Linked DNA regions of Homo sapiens: region 2 is linked to region 1. A link is an interaction called in ENCODE POLR2A ChIA-PET data of the cell type or tissue named here. Cell type or tissue: CD4-positive, alpha-beta T cell. All regions are shown on one strand. Each heading gives the region's core, and the rest is flanking DNA. Links, peaks and the distances in the headings are about the cores only. Region 1 overlaps LOC105369890 (a long non-coding RNA gene). Region 2 overlaps ATP2B1 (ATPase plasma membrane Ca2+ transporting 1).

Evidence for each region. ChIA-PET counts read pairs that join two places held together with the same protein. Peaks named below come from ENCODE experiments on the same cell type or tissue, not always from the same donor. Only the 100,000 strongest peaks of a DNase experiment are listed, where the experiment ranks them.
Region 2: POLR2A ChIA-PET joins it to region 1 with 5 read pairs; 2 of 35 experiments call an interaction of 5 or more read pairs at or near these places.

What each region holds. Positions count from the first base shown.
Region 1 is chr12:89,957,105-89,962,492 of GRCh38, reverse strand. The region is part of intron 6 of LOC105369890 (a long non-coding RNA gene); the gene reads right to left. Among named protein-coding and RNA genes, the nearest start is that of LINC02399, 12 kb to the right of the region's middle. RefSeq lists an enhancer at 2,033-2,262. In CD4-positive, alpha-beta T cell, for the core only: no CTCF peak of the experiment used is centred there; DNase peaks (open chromatin) are centred at 1,652 and 2,152.
Region 2 is chr12:89,595,984-89,601,371 of GRCh38, reverse strand. It overlaps ATP2B1 (ATPase plasma membrane Ca2+ transporting 1), which reads left to right. Exons shown (of 21, transcript NM_001366521.1): 19 at 1-46; 20 at 2,073-2,255. Among named protein-coding and RNA genes, the nearest start is that of POC1B-GALNT4, 72 kb to the right of the region's middle. In CD4-positive, alpha-beta T cell, for the core only: no CTCF peak of the experiment used is centred there; no DNase peak of the experiment used is centred there.

The sequences.
Region 1 (5,388 bases), core at 142-5,141:
AAGTGTAGCAGCTTCCTAAATTACAAAACAGAAGAATCACACTAAGAAACTCAAAGAGATCACATCACAAATTAAAAAACAAAAACAAACAAACAAAAAGAACCTCAAGAACAGAGACTCTTGAGTCTTGAGTTGAGAGCCACCTTTACAGGGCAGGTAAATGGCTACTGGAAGACAACAGAGCTAGAATTTCCACTCTTCCTTTCCATTAGTAGGTGCCAGTCTCCCATATACTCCTAACACAGACAATATGTGTAAAGGCTCATTCTTATGAGTTTTTAGTGTGTAACGGAGTGTTTTATTGTCTCATTCTTGTCAGTTCTTAGTGTGTAACAGAGGTAGCCTGTCTCTTCTGCCCACAGATCTCTCAAGGTGTACAAAAGTGCCCCATTTCCCCCCCATCCCACCCATATTTAAGATAAACAAGCTCCTTCTATAGCCCTTCGGGGGTCTACTTGTCATTAAGTGCTCTCTCCCCAGTGCTACTGGAGTTTGTCATCCAGGGTATGATGGTTCACAGGGGGCTTCCAGAAACCCAGATCAGAGTAGGATTCTGCTGTTATGTTGGGACAGCCAGAACTACTAATAGGTCTCCAAGAAGGGGTATAAAGATGGATTTTCTAATCAAGTTGCTCTAGGCATTCATAAGAGGACCTTCGATGCAGCCCTTTTCTGGAGTCAGTGATCCTAGAAACTCTGAAACTACTGACGATATCAGAATTAACTTAGGGATAGGACTCAAGTATTAGAAGTGTCCCACTACCCGAGCTCTGCCCGTCTTTCCCTTCTCTCCCCAACCCCTCCCCCTCTTTTCAATAACAACAAAAAAACAAAATTGACAAAAACTTTCAATTCTCCTCAGAATCCAGCTCCTCTCTTTCATTCCAACACAAAAGAGATCATGCTATTTCTCATCACCAATATTAGAACTTAAGGGCCCCTCAGGATGTACCCAGGCCATAGAACATCGAAGACCTGTACATTCTTTAGAAGAGCAAGAAGGATGCATGCCATTTCTTTTGGCCAATAACTCCCTTTTCATCTACCTCCTTTGATGCAAGATACTCAGGGAGACTTCTTGGTACGGAAATGAAAACAAAACTCTAGTTAAGGTCTCAGCAAGTCACCCTCCTAGCTTAAGTTTTTGAGAAGATGCATGTGACAGGGAAGGAGAGTTGCATCTGAAGAGAATCAAAATCCCCTCTTCCTTCAAAAAGGAAGAAAGGATAAAAGAAAGTGGAGAGGATAGATGGAGGGAGAAAGGGAAAGAAAAAGAGAAAGGAAGACAGAGAGGTAGAAAAAAGAAAAGAAAAAAGAAAGAAAAAAAGAAAAATAAAGAAGGGCTCTCAAGGGAGGAAAAAAGGAAAAGTGAAAAGAAGAATAAAATTTTAATTATGTGACAAAATATTTGAAAAAGCAACTCTCTAAGTTATTGACATTTTTATAGTGGTGATGTGATGGACAAGGCTTGTCATAAAACGTTAAGGTGACACTATAAGTTTCAAAATAATAAAAGGGTGCTCTTGCTGAAGCATGTGATAAGCCCCATACCCATGAGCTGTAAAAGAGTACATTAAACCTGGTCACCCTGCCCAGGCATTATAGGATTGCACACCCAGGACTGTTCTAGTGATGACGAGGTTGTTGAAACTCTGCCAGCTGACTTTTGAACATGGTGCCTGTGTAACCTAATTCCTTATTCATTAAACAGTCTGCTCCCTCACAAGCAGTTTGTGTGCCCATTATCTTGATGGGACCCATGCAGGATTGCCTCTGTCTTCACACTTGAGTTTGCAAGATCCCTGATGACAACATGGATTCCTACCACACAAGAAAACAAAGCAAATTTATTGAACTCCCAATTGAAAACAGTAGCAAATCAAGCTTGCTTAACCAAAATATTTCTCATAGAAGATTAGGTTATCATTTTTAGGGTGATGCTCATGAATATTAATTTCTCAACAAGGACTGACTAGGAATCCCCCAGTTCCCTAATGGAAATTAGCAATTCTCCAAACCAGCAGAAACTTATGTGGTCAACCATTTCAGTTTGCCAGGGACTAAGGGATCACCTAGGATGTGGGACTTTTAGTACTAAAACTGGGGAAGTCCCAGGCAAACCAGACAAGCTGGTCACCCCTAGGGAAACTCCCATTACTCACCATTCTCCTTTCGGCTTCCTCAGACTTGCAGCTCACAGGCTATCCTCAGAGTTCTCTAGGACTGAGCTTCTACTTTGATTTTCACAAACATCTATTTATGTAACCTGCCCCTCCACTGGACACAAGGGCGGAGAGATGTCTCAATCATTTTTATGTTCCAACCTCTGGCTTAGAAGAGCTTGCTGAACTGAGATAGCCAAACAACTGAGTTGATCTTCTGCTGAATGTCAACTGAATGGGGACTGTGATACCCTCAGGTAAGAACTGTATTTTCTGCACAGTGTACACACTCCCTGCCTCCCTAAATTAAACTTAGCTTGGAAAGGACTAGAATCTCTTTTAAAGCTTCACTTTCTCACATTAAACTATGTGGTTTTCTGAAGACTCTTTCATACACTGGCATAGAATGCAGTTCAGGAGTCAGACTAACCTAGATTCAAACCCAGGCTCCACAATTCACCATCTCTGTGACCTTAAACAAGTCATCTAACATCTCTGTACATTACTTTCCTCACATATGTCTTTCATCGTGCTGTTGGGAAGACCAAATGAGACACCTATATGTAGACTGCTTAGCTCTTAGCTTTATGGTAAGAACCAACATATGGTAGTTATCATTATTCTACTTGGAGTTTTCTTTCTAAGCACCAAGGGAGCAAAGATGAGACTAGTTGGAAAACAATACGTTTAATAAGATATCCCAAGTTTTTTTTTTTAAGCCCGGAGGCTCTACCATCATGTATTTTTTTTATTTTTTACACCAAACTTGCACTTTTATAATTATGATAATCTGTCTATGCCTATAATGAGCACAGTACTATAACCTAAGGCAAAAATCACCAGCAACTCTACTATGTACACGGCAGGGAAGGGGGAAAGCCTCATCTCCCCACCCTACCCCCCATTTTATTACTTAAACTTCCCATTATGTGAGCCATTTATTCAATTTTTACTGAACTTTTCACAAACCAGAAAGCCACTGGAGTTGGTCCAACCACTATAAAATTTTACTGCTCTTTGTTATTGCATAATAATTCCTAAGAGTTAACATTTTACTTTTCTTCTAAAATAAGGGATTTGCTTAAAGCAAGAAATCTCATTATTACTACTAATGATACTAAACCCAGTACATTATTGCTCTACTAAGAACTGATAAATTATCAGAACAAAGTTTAAAGTTTGTTCTTTATATTATAAGAGAAAATATTATATTTTCTCTTTCTCCTTCCCCTTCTCTTCTTCCTCCTCTTTCTCCTTATTTCTAATTACATATTTATGTTTATGTACCCAAGGAGTATGTCATTCTCTGAGGATGCAAATTGAAACAACACAGAAATAATACTTATTCAATCATAAGTGCTTAACGTGCTTTATAATGATGTCTCTTTCAAAATGCTCCGTTTAAGTCTGTTTATGAGATGCTGCCACAATAGGTATTTCTGATAAAATACCGCATATACATTCCCCAGAACAACACATCCTGCAAAAGCATGCACTAAAAATAATGCAGCTTATATAAAATAAAGAGTTAAGAGAAAACCACTCAACACTCATGCAATTTTGAGAATTCTGAGAAGGTGGTGGTAATGGTATAGTTTTTGAAGCCCCCTAAATAAATCTTTCTTCAAAATAAAAAGCAATTAAGATCCCAAAACATATACAACAAAATCAGATGACAAGATATCCTCTGAATTCCAAAATCCAAACAGGAGAAGACAAAATACCATATATATTCACAATCTTATGACAAAATGAAGTTTGTAAGAAATATATATATAGTATATAATTATATTTGCTGTGACAATATACCTATATTACAACTATAAAAATGGCAGAATGGGGACGCTATCAGAAAAGTAGAATAATCTTGATGATTATCTTATAGTTACTAAAATAAATCCAATTATTTTAATACTGATTAAATTGATGCAGAATACTAGCTAATATCAATATATCTCATAGAATGGACTCAATAGACAACAAAGGCAGGGGCAGAACAGGAATGGGTAATTTTTTTAATGTTAGCATAAAAATTAAAACAAAAGAGCAAGCCTTTATTAATACCAAAAATATATACTTTAAAAATAGAAGAAACAAATAAAATGAACCACCTAGAGAAAGACACATTCTTCAGTGAAAAAGGGAGAGCAGAGAAAATTGTGTAGTATGTGCAATATTTTAATTTAATTGTTTCTGACAACCTTGAGAACCAGGATTCTCAGGAACCAAAAAAAAAAGAAGACATAAGTGAAAGATAGAAGAAGTTAAATTTAAAAAACTTGTGCGCCTAAATTTGAACTGGAAGTGTCAGTAGGAATCATAATATAGCTTATCTTTTTAAAAGATATATTTCTTAAAATATGTATATTATGTGTATATGTATATATACATAAATGCATACACATACATACATACATGATATACATAGATCCATTAGCATTCCTATGTCTGGATTATAATTTCTAATACCATTCTCGAAAAACTAAAAGGACTGGGATAGAAAATATACAAGATGAGTCTGCAGCATCTTGTCAAACCGGATAGCAAGGAAACTATCATATACTACAAGGTTCATATCAGCAGGATGCAAGAGTCAACTTGAAGAAACTCCTGTTCCATTTCACAAAAACTGGGACAATTTGAGCGTTAATAATTTTACAAAAGGCAAAAAGTTTAACAAAAAATATGTTTGAATTCATGGGGCATAATTATACTTACAAAAACATATACTTGGTGACCACTGGGTAAAAAAAGGCAAAAAATAAAAAAAAAATCAAGCCTTTATCCAGGATTCCATATGTGAATTGAATTACTATATAATCAATAAGGAAAATTTCACTTATAAAAATGTTTCAGGTAATAAGTGAAGAAGAAATCATAGAATTAGAATATCACAATTTTGCAAATTGTAGTGAATTAATGGTTCATTAATTGAACATCAGTAGCTGCTGAGATCACCAAAAGAGAGTCAACTAAACATCTCATGCCTGATGATAGAAAAAGCACAGAATCAGGCCAGGTGCAGTGGTTCATGCCAGTAATCCCAGCACTTTGGGAGGCAGTGGCAGGGGATCACTTGAGGCCAGGAGTTCAAGACCAGCCTGGACAACGTAGCAAGATCGTGTCTATATTAAAAAATTAAAAATTAGCTTAGTGTGGTGGTGAGAACCTGTAATCCCAGTTACTCAGGAGACAGGGGCAAGAGGATCCCTTGAGTTCAGGAGTT
Region 2 (5,388 bases), core at 274-5,273, 360 kb after region 1:
GCTATGGTCAATATTCCTAGGAATGGGAACATTACTCTGGGGCCAGGTAAAAATTTCATCAGTTTTTGTTTAAACCTAAAGTGATTTTTTTTTTTAATTTCTAGTGTGTATTTTCTTTAACAGTTTCATTACTTGATTCTAAATGGTTAATGTGGTGAGTAAAGAGAGGGCATTCAAAGATAAGTTTTTTTAATGTCGTATTAGTTCCAGTATGTCACTTGTTCATTATGATTATGCCTGTACTATAAAATACTATCCTAACTTTTTATGTGTTTTTTTAACTTGTTTTTTAGAAGTTTTGTAGCGGTTTTTAAAAATGATGTATTTATAACTGGTTAGGATGCTAATATCTGTATCTTTTACTCTATAACCTATTTTTACATTTTCAGAAAAAAATTTTTTACAACAATGTAAAAAATACATGGCCGGGTGCGGTGGCTCACGCCTGTAATCCCAGCACTTTGGGAGGCCGAGGCGGGTGGATCACCTGAGGTAAGGAGTTAGAGACCAGCCTGGCCAACATGGTGAAACCCCGTCTCTACTAAAAGTATAAAAATTAGCTGGGCATGGTGGCAGGCGCCTGTAATCCCAGCTACTTGGGAGGCTGAGGCAGGAGAATCGCTTGAACCCAGGAGGCAGAGGTTGCAGTGAGCCAAGATCGCGCCATTGCACTCTAGCCAGGGAGAGAAGAGCGAGACTTCATCTCAAAAAAAAAAAAAAAAATACATTGTCATTTTGTTCTGTAATTTAATCCAATATGCAGCATAGGAAAAACTGACCTTAGAGAATGTTTTTATAAAAATAATGTTACCTGGAAAAAGGGGTCACAAAATGATGTTTTAGATTTGAATTGAATAGCTTTAACAGTGTATATATGAAATAAAGTGCCTGAAATAAGAGATATACCTCATATTTACTATAGGCAGCTTACTTGCAAATGCATGTCATTATTTTTTAAATGTGACAGTGATTTATGCATTGTTCATTTTAAGCCCATTACTATAAAACTAATTTATAGAAAATCTAACATTTTCATAGATGAAGGTTAATATATATTATGGCATATAATTTGCATGAGCTAATTTATTGTCATTCTGCAAATCAGTGAAACCAGACTTTCAGGTTTTCCTTAAATGTAGCCCAATCTTTACATCTTTGTGTCTCTTCTTTTTCTTAACTATGTTTCTAGATTCTGAGGTTTCTTATCTATTTTGAGTACCTCATTAATAGAGATCATCTTTTAAGTAAGACCCATACTAAGTGTACCATGGTAGAACAAGCACTGCCTTTGGTGGTCAGGAGACCTAGGTTCCTAGTCACTCCATGAGCAAGTCACTTTATGTGCCTTGAAGCCTATTTCACCTTGGTGAAATGAGGTGGGTGTACTAGAAGTTCTCCAAGCAGAATTCTGTAGCTGACTACATGCTTGTTTCTCCCTGATAAACCCAACTGCTGCCTTAGAGAATGGATGTTAACACATAAGCTAATATACGTGTATTGGTGTTTCTTGTATCCTTTGTGTTTTCTAGGGCATCTGTTTTTGTTTGGCGTCATCAATCAGTACTAATCCAATTTTAAACTGTTGCATTTTAAAAAAAATATGTAACAAAACTATTTTCAGTGTAACCTTAATGATTTTTTTAAAAATTTTATACATTTTTTCTCATTGAACTCTGACAGCATTAATGAAATGTAAACGTGTTTTGCATCTAGTAAGACCACCTGCCATTTTCATTGTATTCAAAATAAATAGGACTTTTTAAGTAAATACATATATCAGAGCATGGTTTTACAATGTACTGTCTTGAATGTCCTGATGAAAATATGAAAAATGTAATCAGGTTAATTTCCATTTAGGAAAACTTTTTATCCTTCAAACTCAAATCTTTTGTGTAGCTAAGAGAAGAATGTATTTTGCTCTGGGAGAGAAAGACTAATCAACAGGATCCCATTACTTCATTGGTAAAGATAGTCGGATACTCTCACCACTTTTAATACCTTTAGTATTACAGTTGATCAGCTTACCTTTACTTGATATGATTTATTTCTAAGTTCATTCCCCTGTGTTGTAGCTTATTTCAACAATTCCAACTAGCCGTTTAAAATTCCTCAAAGAAGCTGGTCATGGAACACAAAAGGAAGAAATACCTGAGGAGGAATTAGCAGAGGATGTTGAAGAGATTGATCACGCTGAAAGGGAGTTGCGGCGTGGCCAAATCTTGTGGTTTAGAGGTCTGAACAGAATCCAAACACAGGTATGGGCCTGGTAGAGAGGTAGGAGAGATGATGGGAGCCAGGGCTTTTTGACCTGGGGAGGAGGTTCGAGTGTGCTCCTTAAACTTCCTCTCTAGCCTTCCCAACCCACAAATTGTATTCTCTTGAAAAGTAATACTGGTGCCTGGAATGAGTGAGACTTTTAACTGATTATGAAAGAATGTGTCTATATGCCCCTAAGCTCCTTTTTTCCTAGCTCCCCCATCCCCCACTTCATCTCAAAATGCTATTCTTGCCTATATGCTGTGTAAAAAGTGCCTTTTTCTTTTTATATGTTGATAGATGGAATGGTCCTTTCTCTTGTTCTCTCTCTCTCTTGCTGAGCAAGCTGTCACAATCTCTGATTCCTTGCAGATGGATGTAGTGAATGCTTTCCAGAGTGGAAGTTCCATTCAGGGGGCTCTAAGGCGGCAACCCTCCATCGCCAGCCAGCATCATGATGTAACAAATATTTCTACCCCTACACATGTAGTGTTTTCCTCTTCTACTGCTTCTACTACTGTGGGGTGTGAGTGTGTGTTCCTAAGTGCATGAAATTAACATTTCCTACTTCACACACCTAACGTTTCTCATTTTCTCCTTAATGTTTGAATTCATTGTTCAGGCTTTTTCATAAAGCTTTCTTTTCGTAAAGTGGATTGAGACCTCAAAGTGTTGTCGTTGTTGTTTTATTTCTTAGAGGGCTAGATAACAGGTGGAACAATTGCAACCAAAGATTAGATGCAATCTGTGAGCTTGTCTCTGTGCTAACTCTGATAGTTAATATGGGGAATAAAATTGTAGCTTAGAACTTGTGAAACTACTATAAATTTTTGAGTATATGCCTTTAAACATGTTTATATTGCATGTTTCCTAAAAGCATGTGATTTGAAACTCATCTAACAGAACCAGGAAATTGCATTTTCAAAGCTAAGAATAAATTTAGCATTTTGACTTTTGTCCAATTTGGAAAGTAAGTTAGTAGCCTGAAGACAAGTTTTCAGTATGTATAGCCAGTTGCTTGCCTTCTTAACCTGAACTTTGCCTTGCTTTGATTTTTTTTTTTTTTTTTTTTTTTTGCTTGGTTGTGCAGTGGTTTCAGGGGAAATCACTGTGTAAATTTAAAAAGTTTCTGTGGTATTTATGGTTTGGGGTGTTTTTTTTTTCCATTTGTATAGACAATTTAGTTAAAAATTGCATCATAGATAAGAAATGTTCTGTTAAGTTTCAGTAGAAGTAGGAAAAGTATACTATTGATTAATCGTTGAACCAATAAATGTTGTAATTTTCAATAATTGACTAAAATAACATTTTCTTTCAGGTTTTTAGTAAATAGCAAACTTTCTAAAAGCCTTATAAGCTATAAATCTTACTGAGAATTCATGGCGCATTCTCAATATATTGGAGGCATTAAAGATGTAAACCCCAAAATTTACAGAGCTACCTAAGGTTAGCCTTGAAGTAGACAGAGACCTATCTTTTCCATTTGGTCTCCAGCCAGCGAAGGACTAGAGGAACCTTGAGAAGCTGCAGAGAGGATGAATTAAGGGAGAAAACAGTGCAGACTTTCCACTTAATGCCTGTTTTTTCCGTATTTACTTAAGTATATTTTCATTTGATATTTTTTAAAATGTGGTGAAACAGGCACAGTAAGAACTGTCCCTGTTTTACAGGTGTGAAAACTGCCTTAGAGTTTAAATAACTTCTCTACGACTAATAAGCAGAGGCCGCATGATGTAAAGCAAAGTGTTCCAAGTGACTCGCTAACATTAAGATATTAAATTTACATAGAGGGACAGCTAGAACTCTTCTTTTTAAAAATTACCTACCTGAATAAAATGGTAACCATAAATTGCCTAGCCTTAGGCCTGATACAATAAAAATGCCTCTTCCTCCCTGTATCTGTGGATTTCAAACTATGCCTCTCTCTCTGGTGCTCCTTACCACCTAGCCCTAGATGGTAAATGTTCCACAAGCCTTTATGGAAGGCCTACCATGTGTCAGAACTATGCTGGAACCTCCAGAACCTGCAGCCTAGTAAAGGACAAAAAAAAGTAGTTGGAAATTTCTACATGGTAGTAAAACACAAACTGTCTTAACAGGGTCCTTAGCCTACCCTGGAAAGTCAAGAAAAATTGCCTGAAGGAGGTGACTCCCAAGATGACCCTTGATAGAATTCACCAAATGAGGCCTCAGTGATTATAATCTGGTACTAAAAGAGGAATAAACTAAGGGATTGATAATAGTCTGGTACTGAAAGAGTAATAAACTAAGGGAAGCTGAAATGGAAAGTAAGTATCTGTTTATACCCCACAAGAAGGAGCCAAACTAAGACTTTATCCTGATAAACCCCCTTCCCTCAAAATTTTAAATTTGAAAAATTCAAACCTACAGACAAGTTGAAAAATTAATACATGAAAATCTTTCACCTGGATTTACCACTTAATATTTTATGACACTACTTTATCTGTATATTAATAAAACTTTTTTCTGAGCCGTTTGAAAATGGCAGATACCAGTGTTTTATCCCTAAATACTTCAGCATGTACCTAAGAATTCCCGTATATAATCATACTTTATTATCCAAGAAATTTAACATTGATACCATATTATCTAACAGACAGTTAGTATTCAGATTTCTCTGGTTGCCCCCAAAATTTCCTTTATAGCTTTTTTAATCCAAGAAATAATTATTGACAGTATGTGTGTTATGAGTCTAGTCTCCAACCTGTATTCATTCCCTGCCTTTATTTTTTATGACATTGACTTATGAAAAATCCAGGTGAATTGTCTTATGAAGGGTTCTACATTCCAGATTTGTCTGATTGATTGCTACTGATTAGCTTCATATTAAACTTTTTCGACAAGTTTATCTCATGGGTAATGTGTATCCTATTCGTTTTTATTTACCAATATTTAAATAATTGTTTTTTTCATTTAGAGGGATATCAGATGGCTTTAGGTGTACTATACTTATTATATTTCTCAGTCTGATTGTGTTCCAAGCTTTATATTAAATATCAAAGCAATCATAAACTTTTAAGACAGGCAGGCAGACACATATATGCACACACCTCTGCACCCAGGCATCTTTTTTTCCATCCCAGGCTCTTTTTTCTGATGCACAGTTACATA